Regions from separate parts of the Homo sapiens genome. Here region 1 is linked to region 2. A link is a contact called in ENCODE Hi-C or POLR2A ChIA-PET data. All regions are on one chromosome and are shown on one strand. The core of a region is the stretch at or near the end of the contact, and the rest is flanking DNA. Distances in the headings are between cores, read along the strand shown. Region 1 overlaps PALLD (palladin, cytoskeletal associated protein). Region 2 overlaps PALLD (palladin, cytoskeletal associated protein).

Region 1 (6,257 bases), core at 193-2,692, 36 kb after region 2:
TTATTTACACTTTCATCCATGTTGTCTCATTTATTCCTCCCAACATCTTTGAGTAATCATTTTACAAATAGAAAATAAATCTGAGTAATTTCTCCATTAGCCATAGTGAATACAACACATTAGGAAATTAATGCCAGGTTCATCTCTCTCAATGCTCAGTGCCATTTCCCCTGTATCAGCAAATACTTAGGATAACTGTGGGCCTGGGATTGTGGAGGGATTGGAACTAAAGCACACTTAATAAAAAGGAGAGAAGAGTTCCTCAGGGCTAATCCTAAGTTAAAAGGGATGACTTTACTTTGTCTGAGTCAGTGCAAAACTACATTTTTTTTTATCAAAACAGAAAACGAAAACAAAGAAAAATGGTAAGTGCTTCAATCATACCATCCAAAGCAGAGAATTACCATATTCAAGTCATGGAGCTCCCCCAGGCCTACAAGTATTTGAGTTATTCTAGTTCTCTGTTCCTCTGGGATAAAATAGAATAAAACCCTGCAAGACTCACAGGGAAAGCCAAATGTGGAACCGAAGCAAAAGGGGCATTTTTGGCAAAATGACAAAACACAGTAAGCCTCTATAACTAATCTGGACTTCAAGCTAGAGATATTTATGAGCTTCTAAAGAGCCACTGGGAGAGTCTCCCCGTGCCCAGTGCCCACCTAAACTTCTGTAGTTACATTCCTCACTCACTATGGGGGCGCCCTCTTTGGGAACTTTGCTAATCAAGCTGGGCACTCAAGATCAAATTTTTGCTATACAAGCAAATTAGTCTCACTTATAGGGGGTCAGTATTTCGTTTTGTCTCTTTAGAGACATATGTTATGAATCCCTCAATTACTAATTTAGTTTTGCTTTTCAGTTTGATACTCTGCCCCCAATCCATGTTCTTTCATTGAACTGTAATGTTTTACTACTTGTCATTATTTTTGGAAAAACAGTTTCTAACTCTCTTGTTACTAGTGCTAATTTGCATAATTTGAATTAATGGAGAATTTGCCAACACTTACGTAGCTTCTACAAAGTTTGCAGTTGCTTCAAGAATTTTCACATTTTATAAATCCAGTGACAAAGTTTAGAGTTATCTATGCACTGTAGTGTATACCCTTGTTACATTATAATTTTTATACCCCTGAAAGACTTATTACAAATCACAGAAAGCCAAAATCATTGTATTCTTGCCTGAATTGGGTAGTCTGTTTTTTTCAATTTCTCTTAATTTGATGAATAAAAAATAAATCTATTTTTATGTGCATTTTTGAATATGAATTATATTTTCAAATGTTTTTATTTTCTCTTTCGTGAATTGTTTGCTCAGGTCTTTTGCCTATTATTTCAGCAATCTGAGGAAACTCTAGGGCAAAATAAGGAAGCTGCTAGCCACATTTTATAACTTGCTTAAGAACTGGCAATGACAGTTTATCAGGATTTTATACATAAGGATTCCAGGAGTATACTTCATAACCACAAACTTGGGAGTCACAATTCTTTTATTGTGTAAATGGTAGAATTCCTGAGTGCTTGGTGCATTAGTTATTAAAGGAAATAAAACAAAATTTCAAAATATAGTAACCATGAGGACTAATTTGTTACCTACTCTTTGTAAAGGAGATATCAATGTGGATAAAAACAAACCTGGGGGTACATATATTAAGACTTTCAAAGGCCCTTGACAATAGTTTAGAATAAAAATGATGTTTCATTTTTTTTTAACATTTTATAACTTGTTTTTTTAAATTAAAAAAAAAACAAAACAGGCAATGTGAATCATGTATTTAGAGCAGCTTGTCCATGGCTAGTGAACTGGCTTGGAGGTAGCAAACCAAGGACAACTCTCCACTAAATGAAGTAAAATTAAACACTCGTGTTGGCTTATGATCAGTGCTGGAAACATCTGACTCTGATATTATAGTGTGATTTGGAAGAGAAAATTCACGATGACATTTCCAATTTTCAGATGACACCAAGTTTTTCCAAGTCATGACATACCAAGTCAAATTGGGAAGGAAGATAGAGGAAGCTCCCGTGAGTCTTTGGTTTTGAGGTACTACTCCACAAGGGTAAACCTTTGAGATGTATACATTAAATACATTAGGTAAAATCTTTGAGATTTACCCTATAAGGTAAATCTCTAGTGTCATTGGCCCAATTTAAAGATGTGAAAACTGAGTCTCAGAGATGTTAGTTTAAGTCACCCAAGTTGACTCAGCCAGTAAGTGAGGAGTTTGTATTTGACATCAATCTAAATAAGAGCCTATCCTTTACTGCCCCCAATGTGAGAGAGGAAGGAATCACACTCATGAAGGGACCCAAAGCCAACGTGGGGTGAGGGGAGGGCAGGAACCTGGGAAGTTGGATTCATTTGGTTTTTTGAGTTGGTGAGAAACAAGCAGGTATATTTAAATGTGGGGAAGTATGAAGTGATATTTTTAAGGAAGTCCAGTGCTGCAGGAAAATGAATCCCTGGAATCCATGAGCTTTCTTATACCACTTACTGGCAACACAGGCTCTAAACACTAACCTGCCAGCAACATCAACCCAGTTCATTAGCTAACTTTTCCTGTTTGGAAACACAATGGCAAATATTATCCTACCCAGTACAAAGCCATAACCCCCTATACAGGAAGAAAGCTGTGGAAATCTGAAGTGAAATTTTAAAATTGTTATATATTCCTATGTATTTAATATGTGGGTTTTTTGGGGGGTTTTCTTGTTTGTTTTTGTTTTGTTTTGTTTTGTTTTTGAGACAGAGTCTCACTCTGTCGGCCAGGCTGGAGTGCAGTGGCATGATCTCAGCTCACTGCAACCTCTGCCTCCCGGGCTCATGCGATTGTCCTGCCTCAGCCTCCTGAGTAGCTGAGACTACAGGCGCGTGCCACCATGACCGGCTAATTTTTTAATTTTTAATAGAGACAGGGTTTCACCATATTGGACAGGCTGATCTCGAACTCCTGACCTCAGGTAATCTGCTTGCCTTGGCCTCCCAAACTGCTGGGAGTACAGGCGGGTGCCACCACGCCCAGACAATATGTGTTAAGCATTGTGCTAATACTTCATATGCTGGGCAACATCCAACAACCTATAACCCTACAAACCTATAACCCAACAACCCTATAAGATAAATCTCTAGTGTCATTGGCCCATTTTAAAGATGTGAAAACTGAGTCTCAGAGATATTAGGTAAGTCACCCAAGCTTACTTAGCCAGTAAGTGAGGAGTTTGGATTTGAAACCCATCTAATTGAAAACCTATTCTTTACTGTCCCCATATGTAAGAGAAGGAACCACAGCCATGAAGGGACTCAAAACGACTGTGAGGAGGGCAAGTCTGGGGAAAAAAAGCCTTATAATGTTGTAATGGCTCTGGTAAAAGTCTGCAAAAGGTAGAGATGGGTGAAGTTAAAGCAAACAGAGTCTAAGTCCAAGATAAGGTAATTCATTTATAAGAGTCATTAATGCAAGTGCTACAATTGAAAATTTTTTAACGTAAAATGTTTAAACTAGTAAGTGACATATTTGCAATCAGTGGATTCAGAAAAATTAAGTTACTGGAGAGAATATTCCTGTGCTTGGGTTGGCACTAAAGAAAGATAACTCTGTCTGCCTACAAAGGAACCTGTGGTATTGCTGTCAGAAAAAGAAGGCTGGGGTGAATTAGACTGAACGTTTGTGTATAATGATTCTTAATCTGTACTTCAAAAATGTATCATTAGACATGCAGATATGTTTACCCATTTTTGTTGTTGTTGTTGTTGTTGTTGGCCTTGCTTTGTTTTTTTGGACTGTTTTTCCTTATGTCTAACTTAGATTCTGATAAGCACCAAGCTGCTTCCCTACCTGAGTGCCTTGGAATATGCATTTTTCCTCTTACTGGAATGTTCTTTCTCCTCTCCCTCCTACTACCATTCAATGGAGAGGGCTTCTGGGTAGGGTAGGGGCATCATGTTATTTTTATTTGCTGAATCAGGGAATTCTACATTCTGGAAGGAAACTTCTGATATTTGTGACAACGGCGATTTTAAAAACTGTTCATTTACCACATCTTTCCCTGAGTCCAAGGTCCGTGGCAGCAGAGACCATGTCTGTCCAGCCCCCACTGAGGCCAGCGCAGTGCCTGGCACACAGGGAACTATCACTAAGCCCTGGTTCAATGCCGGACATCCTTCGGCTTGTACATGAAGCCCGGTAGCTCTGTTTTATGAGGGTAGGAAACATCTGGTCACCATTGTTTATGAAATATTTGCCACCTGAAAAACCATTATTATTAGGTCATTCCTTGTTCCTTGCTTTATTTTTCTGAGTTTTTTTCTCTCCATTAAGAACATATTTCCTGGAACTCCTTATTGGCAAGGAAAGCTAACTCACTTTTTACTTTCTCCAATACCCTTATTGAGTTTCTCTCTTACTCTTCAGACCGCCAATGATTAGTGGGGAAATCTACCAATGCTGGAGCAAAGACACTATCCCATCTTTAACGGGGAGAAATTTGTAGAACCATAAAACTACAGCAAAAGTGTTGAACACCTCTATGTCAGCCAATCCGTGGTCACCACAGATGTTCATAGTCTCACAGCAATGCATGTTACCTGTATTTTTAGAATTGTTTAAAACAAAAGCGACTATTATTATTTAACAAGTTGTAATGCTGACATGGTAAACATTAAAATATTTGAGGCTAAGTACGCTCTTAATTTTTTTAAAAGATTTTTGTTATGGAGCAATTTGAAAGTCTTTAATGCTCCATATATAAAGAAACCTTTTTATATTTTGCTTTATATATCTTTCGTTTAATAATCTTGATTTCAGAATCTACCAGAATTTAATTCTAGAGCCCTCCAAAATAAATAATCAGCTTTCAGGTTATCTCAACAACTTCACTGATATTTTAAAGAAAAACCTATCATATTTATACTATTTACTTTTATACTATCATGTTTATACTATTTATATTTATACTATTCATATTTATACCAAGATACAAATTAAAAACACTGGAACAAAATACATTAAAATGGAAACAATGTTTGCCTTCGTAGGGCATAATTTTGAGTGATTTTTTGTTTCTATTTTTGTATTTTTATTTGTATACGATGAGATTTATATGCAAGGAGAAAAAACAAACAAAATATTCAATTTTATTGGAGTCCAGTCTTCTAATGAAGTATGAAAGAAAGAAACATGTAGATCTACTATTATTAAAGATTTATACGAATATTAAGGATGTTCCCTGGGGTGTTTTCCCCAGTGAATTGAACTTGTGAATAAGTCCTAAGTGCCAGCAATGAAAGCGAAGCAGGTATCTGTCAAGGCTGATTAGGAACGGAGCATAGAGAATAGAACCACAGAAACCAAAGAAGACTAAAACTGGTTCTAAGGGTTGAGGCCTGAGAAAAATCCATACCAGGTTCCAGCCTTTCCCTAACTAAAAAGGAGGAAGATGGCTGAATCTGCCTGGTGGGGAGAGGGGTAATTTGCTGCAGGTGGAACCACTTTATTCAGACCTGAGCACCGCAGCGAGCCCTCTGTGGACCCGCTTTGCTGAGAAAACTTGCTGCTCCCTGGGTTCTATCCAGAGCAGCCTGGCGATTGTGTTCTAATTTTCCTTTTAGATAGCTGAATATGAGTATTAGAATGAAAGATCTGATATTAGCAGATCAATCATCTCTTTCTCCACTTTCTGTTACACAATTAAACCAGCAGGTGAGGCAGAGTGCCGCAAAAGTAAGTAGACCAGCTGTTCCATTTCAGAATAGACTTGCCAAGCATAACACATTTAGAAACAAAATGCAGTTCATTCCAAAGCAGTTGATTTAATCCCTCATTATCCATTTATGTATTCAGCATCATGGCCCATCTTGACACCTTATTAATAAATTATTCAAAAGCTTACCTCTGGATAGCATAGTTGTTAAGACCTAGGGATCCAGTCAAAAAGAGGGATCGATTGCAGGCTCAGATGCAAATTAACTCTATAACCTAAGACACCCTATTTAACCTTCTTAAATCTTCATTTCCTCATTTGTAAAATGTGTATAGAACCACCCCGAAGTTCCGGGATCATGGATTAGAGAGAGAAAAGGTTTAAGACCTCTTAGCACAGCTTCTAACACATAGTATAGTCAGTGTTCGTAAATGGAGTTCATATTAATACCCTTTTTTTTTTTGAGACAGAGTCTCACTCTGTCGCCCAGGCTGGAGTGCAGTGGCGCAATCTCGGCTCACTGCAGGCTCCGCCCCCCGGGTTCACGCCATTCTCCTGCC
Region 2 (5,478 bases), core at 1,561-4,060:
AAAGCATGGCTAAAACTAGCTGCTATCTAGAAGTGAAAGGCACGAGTGTGTAGAGGCCAACCTTCAGATTAGCCCCCAATAACGCATTAAAGGGAACAATAAACACCGAGGCCTACTTGAGGGGGGAGAGTAGGAGAAGCCTGAGGATCAAAAAACTACCTATCAGGTACTAATCTCATTACCTGGGTGACAAAATAATCTGTATGCCAAAGCCCTGCAACATGTAATTTACCCATGTAACAAACCTGCACACGTATCCCCGAATGTAAAAGTTGGAAAGAAAAAAAAAAAAGATTCTCATATACAAGAAACAAAAACCAAACAAAAATTATCCCCCAAATGGATAATCTAGTCTCAGGCATGGACTAAATAGGCACATATTCAGTAACATAAACACACACACACCCCTTCAATGTGATGCAAAGAAGGAAGGCAGAACTTTCCTAAGAAAGAAAGATAAATCAAGTCAGGAGCTCCGCAGGTCTGCCCGTTATTCCTACACAGGCTCTGGCCACTAGAGCATGGAGACAGCAAGAAATAACAGTGAAGGGAGTATGCACTTAGAGTTAATAGGCACTCATACCACCATGTTCATTAGAATTTCTATACATTCTTCTGACTTCATTGTAGAGTTTATACCTTCCCCTGAGCAAAAATGTTAAGGGGAAAGAGATCCTGGAGTCCCCCTGCAGGGTTTCCAGTCATGATTCCATTGCCCAAGTTACTCTACCCCTCTGTGACTCAGTTTCTTCATCTGTGAAATGGGAAGTATAATGATACCTACATCATTCTGTTTTATGATTAAATAATACATGGGGAAAATTAAAGCAGTACCTTGCAGCTAGTAACTGCTGCAGTAGTGTTACCTATTATCTTTATTATTTCTCATTTCTTAATTTTATATGGCAAAATGAAAATAACAAGTCAGGATTATACTACACAAATAATGAATATTCATTTATCTGGGAAGTTTTGCTTTTATTCATGCAGAATGCTTTACCTAAATTACATAAATATTTAAAAAGTTAACTCAAGGGCCAGGCACAGTGGCTCATGCCTGTAATTCCAGCACTTTGGGAGATTGAGGTGGGTAGATCACCTAAGGCCAGGAGTTCGAGACAAGCCTGGCCAACATGGTGAAACCCCCTCTCTACTAAAAATACAAAAAATTAGCCAGGCATGGAGGCGAGTGCCTGTAATTCCAGCTACTCAAGAGGCTGAGGCACAAGAATCACTTGAACCTGGGAGGCAGAGGTTGCAGTGAGCCAAGATCATATCACTGTACTCCACTCCAGCCTGGGTGACAGAGCGAGACTCTGTCTCAAAAAAAGAAAAAAAAAAAGTTAACTGAAAATTATTTGATTTGGAAAAAAATGGTAAAGTAGACATCACTGGCTAAAGATTGAATTGAAACACTGGTACTTTCTTACTAATAGCATTTCACAGATCACAAACTTCCCTGTATCTCTGATCCTTTGCTCACTAACACAAGCTTTGCTAGTGTTGGTTTCTTAATCTGACCTCATTGTGCACACACATGAAGTAAAAATTAGCATTACTGGCTGAAAAGTGGTGTGATTACAGGTGGGCGATTTTTTTCCCCCGACCAATTTGTTCAACTAATTCACTTTGAGTCAGCTTTACAGTAATTTTACTATAATTCTTTAAGAAACTGACAGCAGGGGGCAGTAAAAAACTTTTTCATGTGTTCATTTAATTAAATATGTCGTTCTAAATTCTGCATTTATATGTTATTTATGTAGATTATTTATACAGATTTATATACATGAAGAATTTGTTTCTTACATTTTACCTTTGACAGAAATGAATGTTTCAGATTCTATTTAGATTTTTTAACCTATCAATCTTGCAAATAAATAATTTTCATTAGACATTCATTCTCATGTCACTCAAAACAGTTCCACAGGTTTTCAAACTACATATGGTTCCACCTACATTTACTTCCAAAATAACCCTTGAAGTATACTACAACCTTTAAAAAATGACAGAAAGCAGTCCATTTAGCATTGAAGGATTAATTCAGGTGAACAGACCATAATTACTGTATTAAAATTCACTTAACCATTTGGTGATTCTAGGGGTCATCAAATTCACACTTCTGCCTCTTTGGGGGTAGCAGAACTAAAATTTAATTTAGTTAGTATCTGCAGTATTATTAACTAGTTTTCTCTTATTCTGCAGTCTATGAAAGTCCAAACTTGACAAATTATGCCCTTCTAGAATAATTAAGTCTCATAAAATGTTCCATTGTTGAAAGTTAGCTGGTCATGTTTGTATCCTATAGAGTTTTTTGGGTTTGGAGGCTGTTTTTGTTTGAGAGGGAGAGCATAGATGCTCATTGGATTTTTTAAATTTCTGTTCCAAAGATCTTGATCCTCCTTGTCATGTATTTGTAAGTGCACCAGACGCCTAAGAACATTGAGCTCTTTTGACCACATGAGACATATGACAGTCATAAGAGAAAATCTTTGAAGGAAATTTTCTATCAGGAAGAAAACCTTTATTAAAGATTTCCTGCAATGGGGCATTTTAGAACCTGACTCAGACTGTGTCAGTCCAGAGGACCTAGGACCTGGAGCTTAGGCAGACCTATTGATTGGCAGGCCATTTCCTGAGGTCACAGAAGCAGTTGACAGACGTGTGGAGAGGCAAGGAGATGTCAGGAGAATCTAAAGCAAGCCATAAGCAGAAGCCCAAGAGACACTGGTTGGTGAGAGCAGAGACGCTCCTCAGTGTTGGGTAGTTGGCAGCTGTACTGGGAGGTAAGTGAGGTATGGTGCCAAGAAGCTTGGCGGTTGGCCAATGGAAAGGTCCAGGCTGACTTATAGGGAATGCGTCACAGGAAAACATGGCAGCAGACAGTAGGATCAAGATACAGGAGCTGGAACACGGGGGAGAAACCTTTACCTTGCAAGAGTTTAAGCAAGTGAAAGTTAGGACCATAGCTCCAGAAAGACAAAAGAACAGAGCAGAATCTTAGTGACTCAACTGGGTCCAGATTAGGGAAACCAATTGCTAGGTTAACATGCCTGGGCTACTAAGCAGCTGGCTGGAGCTTAGATTAAACAACAGAGATTGTTTGCTTTTGAAAGCTGGCATGATGAACCTTACAAATGTGGATAAAGAAGCCCCCACTCAGGGAAGAAGTAACAGAAACAACAGGGTAAAACCAGGCCAGTCACTTCAAGGCAAGGCATTTGTACTTCACATGCAGTCACTTCACCCTCTCACACTGTGTGAACACCACTTATGACTACAAACAGGACTGAAAATATGTTTTCCTCCTTTATTATTGCATATCCAACAAAATCTCAACAAGAGAAAGAAGAGCTGATAGAAGAAAACCCTATGCATAAAAAAGGACGTTATATACAATTGAGGTAGTATTCACATGATATGCAAATTATATTAACAATTTGAATTACTACATTAAATGAAATCAAGTCAGAATTCATTTTTTCTCTGCTTATGCTCAAATGTCCCATATTCTCATATACTCCTTCCAAACAGCATAAAGACCTGTTCCCTGACATCACTCACCTTCCCTGTTCTCTCCACTCTTGACTTTGTGAGTTAGTAAAAAATTTGTGAAGAATTTTAGTTCAAAATTACCTCCGGTATTATAAAAAGGAGGCCTTATATTTTTAAAGGTATTTATTTATTTTTAAAGGTATTATTTATTTATTTTAAAGGTATTTATACCTTTAAAAATATTTTATCAACTGTATGTTTTAAACCATTTAAATGTAAGGAGACTGGGATCAAAAACTGTGAAATGATGTGCCTAGTAATACAAAAATCATTCATTAGTCATGGAGACTGGAGTATAACTCAGCTCTTATGATTCTTGATCCCATGCTGCAGTTGTTAATGAGAAGACTTAGCCACTGTCACTGTGGAGTTAGAAGTTATGCATAGCTTACTGAAAGCCTCCAGAAATGGAGATAGTGGAATTGCCACCTTTAAAAATCTACGCTTGGAATTCATATTCCAAATATCTTCAAAGAAAATGGTAGCCTGGCAATTTCCAGTATCTTTCTCTATGGAAAAAGAAAACAAATCCCTTCATGGGTATCCTTCCCTTTTTTTGTATTAAGTTAATCATGGTCAATCAACAGAAAATATTTTTTAAGGTGGGTATAGTTAGTGTAGAAACATTCAGTGTTGGGTAGTTGGCAGCTGTAGTGGGAGGTGAGTGAAGTGTGGTGCCAAGGAGCTTGGCAATTGGCCATTGGAAAAGTCCAGGCTGACGCACAGGGAATGCGCCACAGGAAAACATGGCAGCAGGAAGCAGGATCAAGACACAGGGACTGGGACATGGGAAGAAACTATGTTATTCTCAATCAAATTACTACAAATAAAGTTATTATTCAGAAAATAACTACAAATAAAACAAAGCATTCCTGTTTTATCTACAAGTAGTCCAAACACATCTTTATATTATTAATATAAGGTAAATGTGTACATATGTCAAAAAAAACTTTTAAACACCCACTTATTGTAGTAAAAGTGGAATCCAGTAATGTGCTTTAATAGTCTAAATACAATTACTCATATCTAATCATAAGATACCTACTAGGTCATCATTGTTAGCCCTGTAAAGTTTTATTTACTATATATAATTAAAAGTAATACAATTATTTCTTTTTATAATCGAAATACAGCATGTCCAATGCCTCCAATTAGTTTACATCAGCAAGACTTTGATCATCATCAAAAGCCAAAACAAGAGGATTAGCCATATCAAATCTATGCAACTCTGTCAGTAAAAATTTCCATCTCCTCAAAAACGACAGGAAGAAAAACAAGCCATGAATTTACTTTTCTTACTAAGGGTAAGAAAATATGGTATCTCCCATCTTTTGGCTGATTTGGTTTCGGAAAATGTAGCAACAGCACCACTAGCCAATAGTTTATGAATATTCAGTGCTTGTAAAGTGAAGATCCAGATGGCTTAGCCCAGGAGTATCGTTGTTGTTAAAGAATATAGTCAGCAATGAGATACCAGATAATACCATCAGATCATCAAAATGAAAAAATCCTGACAATACACGTGTTGTGACTGCAACATGAAATGTAAATAGGTACAACCAGTTTGGAGAACTGTTTTACGATACACAATTAAGATGTGCATACACTAAGCCTTTATAGATACACAACTGCCTACTTGACACCACTATATCGATGTCTGATACTCTTATCAAATTTGTCGAAAACTAAACTGATTCTCCTCTCCTCCAAAAACCTTCTCTTTCCAAATCTTCTCCATGTCAACAAAAGACAACCCTCCTTCCAGCTGTTCAGGAAAAAAACCTTGAAGCCATTCTCGATCCCTCTTTTTCTCACACCCCAAGTCCAATTCATCCAGCAAATCCAGCTGGCACCACCTTTAATGTCTCCAGATCTGACCACTTCACCCCACCTCCATAAATGAGGCTGCACGTCAAGCCACCATCA

Evidence for each region. A loop is a pair of places that touch in the nucleus more often than their neighbours do. ChIA-PET counts read pairs that join two places held with the same protein, here RNA polymerase II (POLR2A). Pooled maps may share reads with other maps.
Region 1: a loop to region 2 is called in a map of naive thymus-derived CD4-positive, alpha-beta T cell, with 10 times the contacts of the local background. The contact joins two enhancer-like sites. A Hi-C loop is called at or near these places in 7 of 168 maps with a recorded cell type or tissue (PC-9, endothelial cell of umbilical vein, gastrocnemius medialis and 2 more) and 13 of 50 pooled maps. POLR2A ChIA-PET finds 5 or more read pairs at or near these places in 3 of 52 experiments (BJ, RWPE1 and activated naive CD8-positive, alpha-beta T cell).

Annotation. Positions count from the first base shown.
Region 1 is chr4:168,549,954-168,556,210 of GRCh38, forward strand. The region is part of intron 2 of PALLD (palladin, cytoskeletal associated protein); the gene reads left to right. The region is part of intron 1 of LOC124900807 (a long non-coding RNA gene); the gene reads right to left. Among named protein-coding and RNA genes, the nearest start is that of PALLD, 56 kb to the left of the region's middle. RefSeq lists an enhancer at 4,328-4,497. Within about 2 kb of position 1,443, at least 4 of the 41 ENCODE cell types and tissues checked have a DNase peak (open chromatin) inside an H3K27ac peak, as active enhancers do.
Region 2 is chr4:168,512,788-168,518,265 of GRCh38, forward strand. All of the region lies in intron 2 of PALLD (palladin, cytoskeletal associated protein), which reads left to right. All of the region lies in intron 1 of LOC107986198 (a long non-coding RNA gene), which reads right to left. Among named protein-coding and RNA genes, the nearest start is that of PALLD, 18 kb to the left of the region's middle. Within about 2 kb of position 2,811, at least 5 of the 41 ENCODE cell types and tissues checked have a DNase peak (open chromatin) inside an H3K27ac peak, as active enhancers do.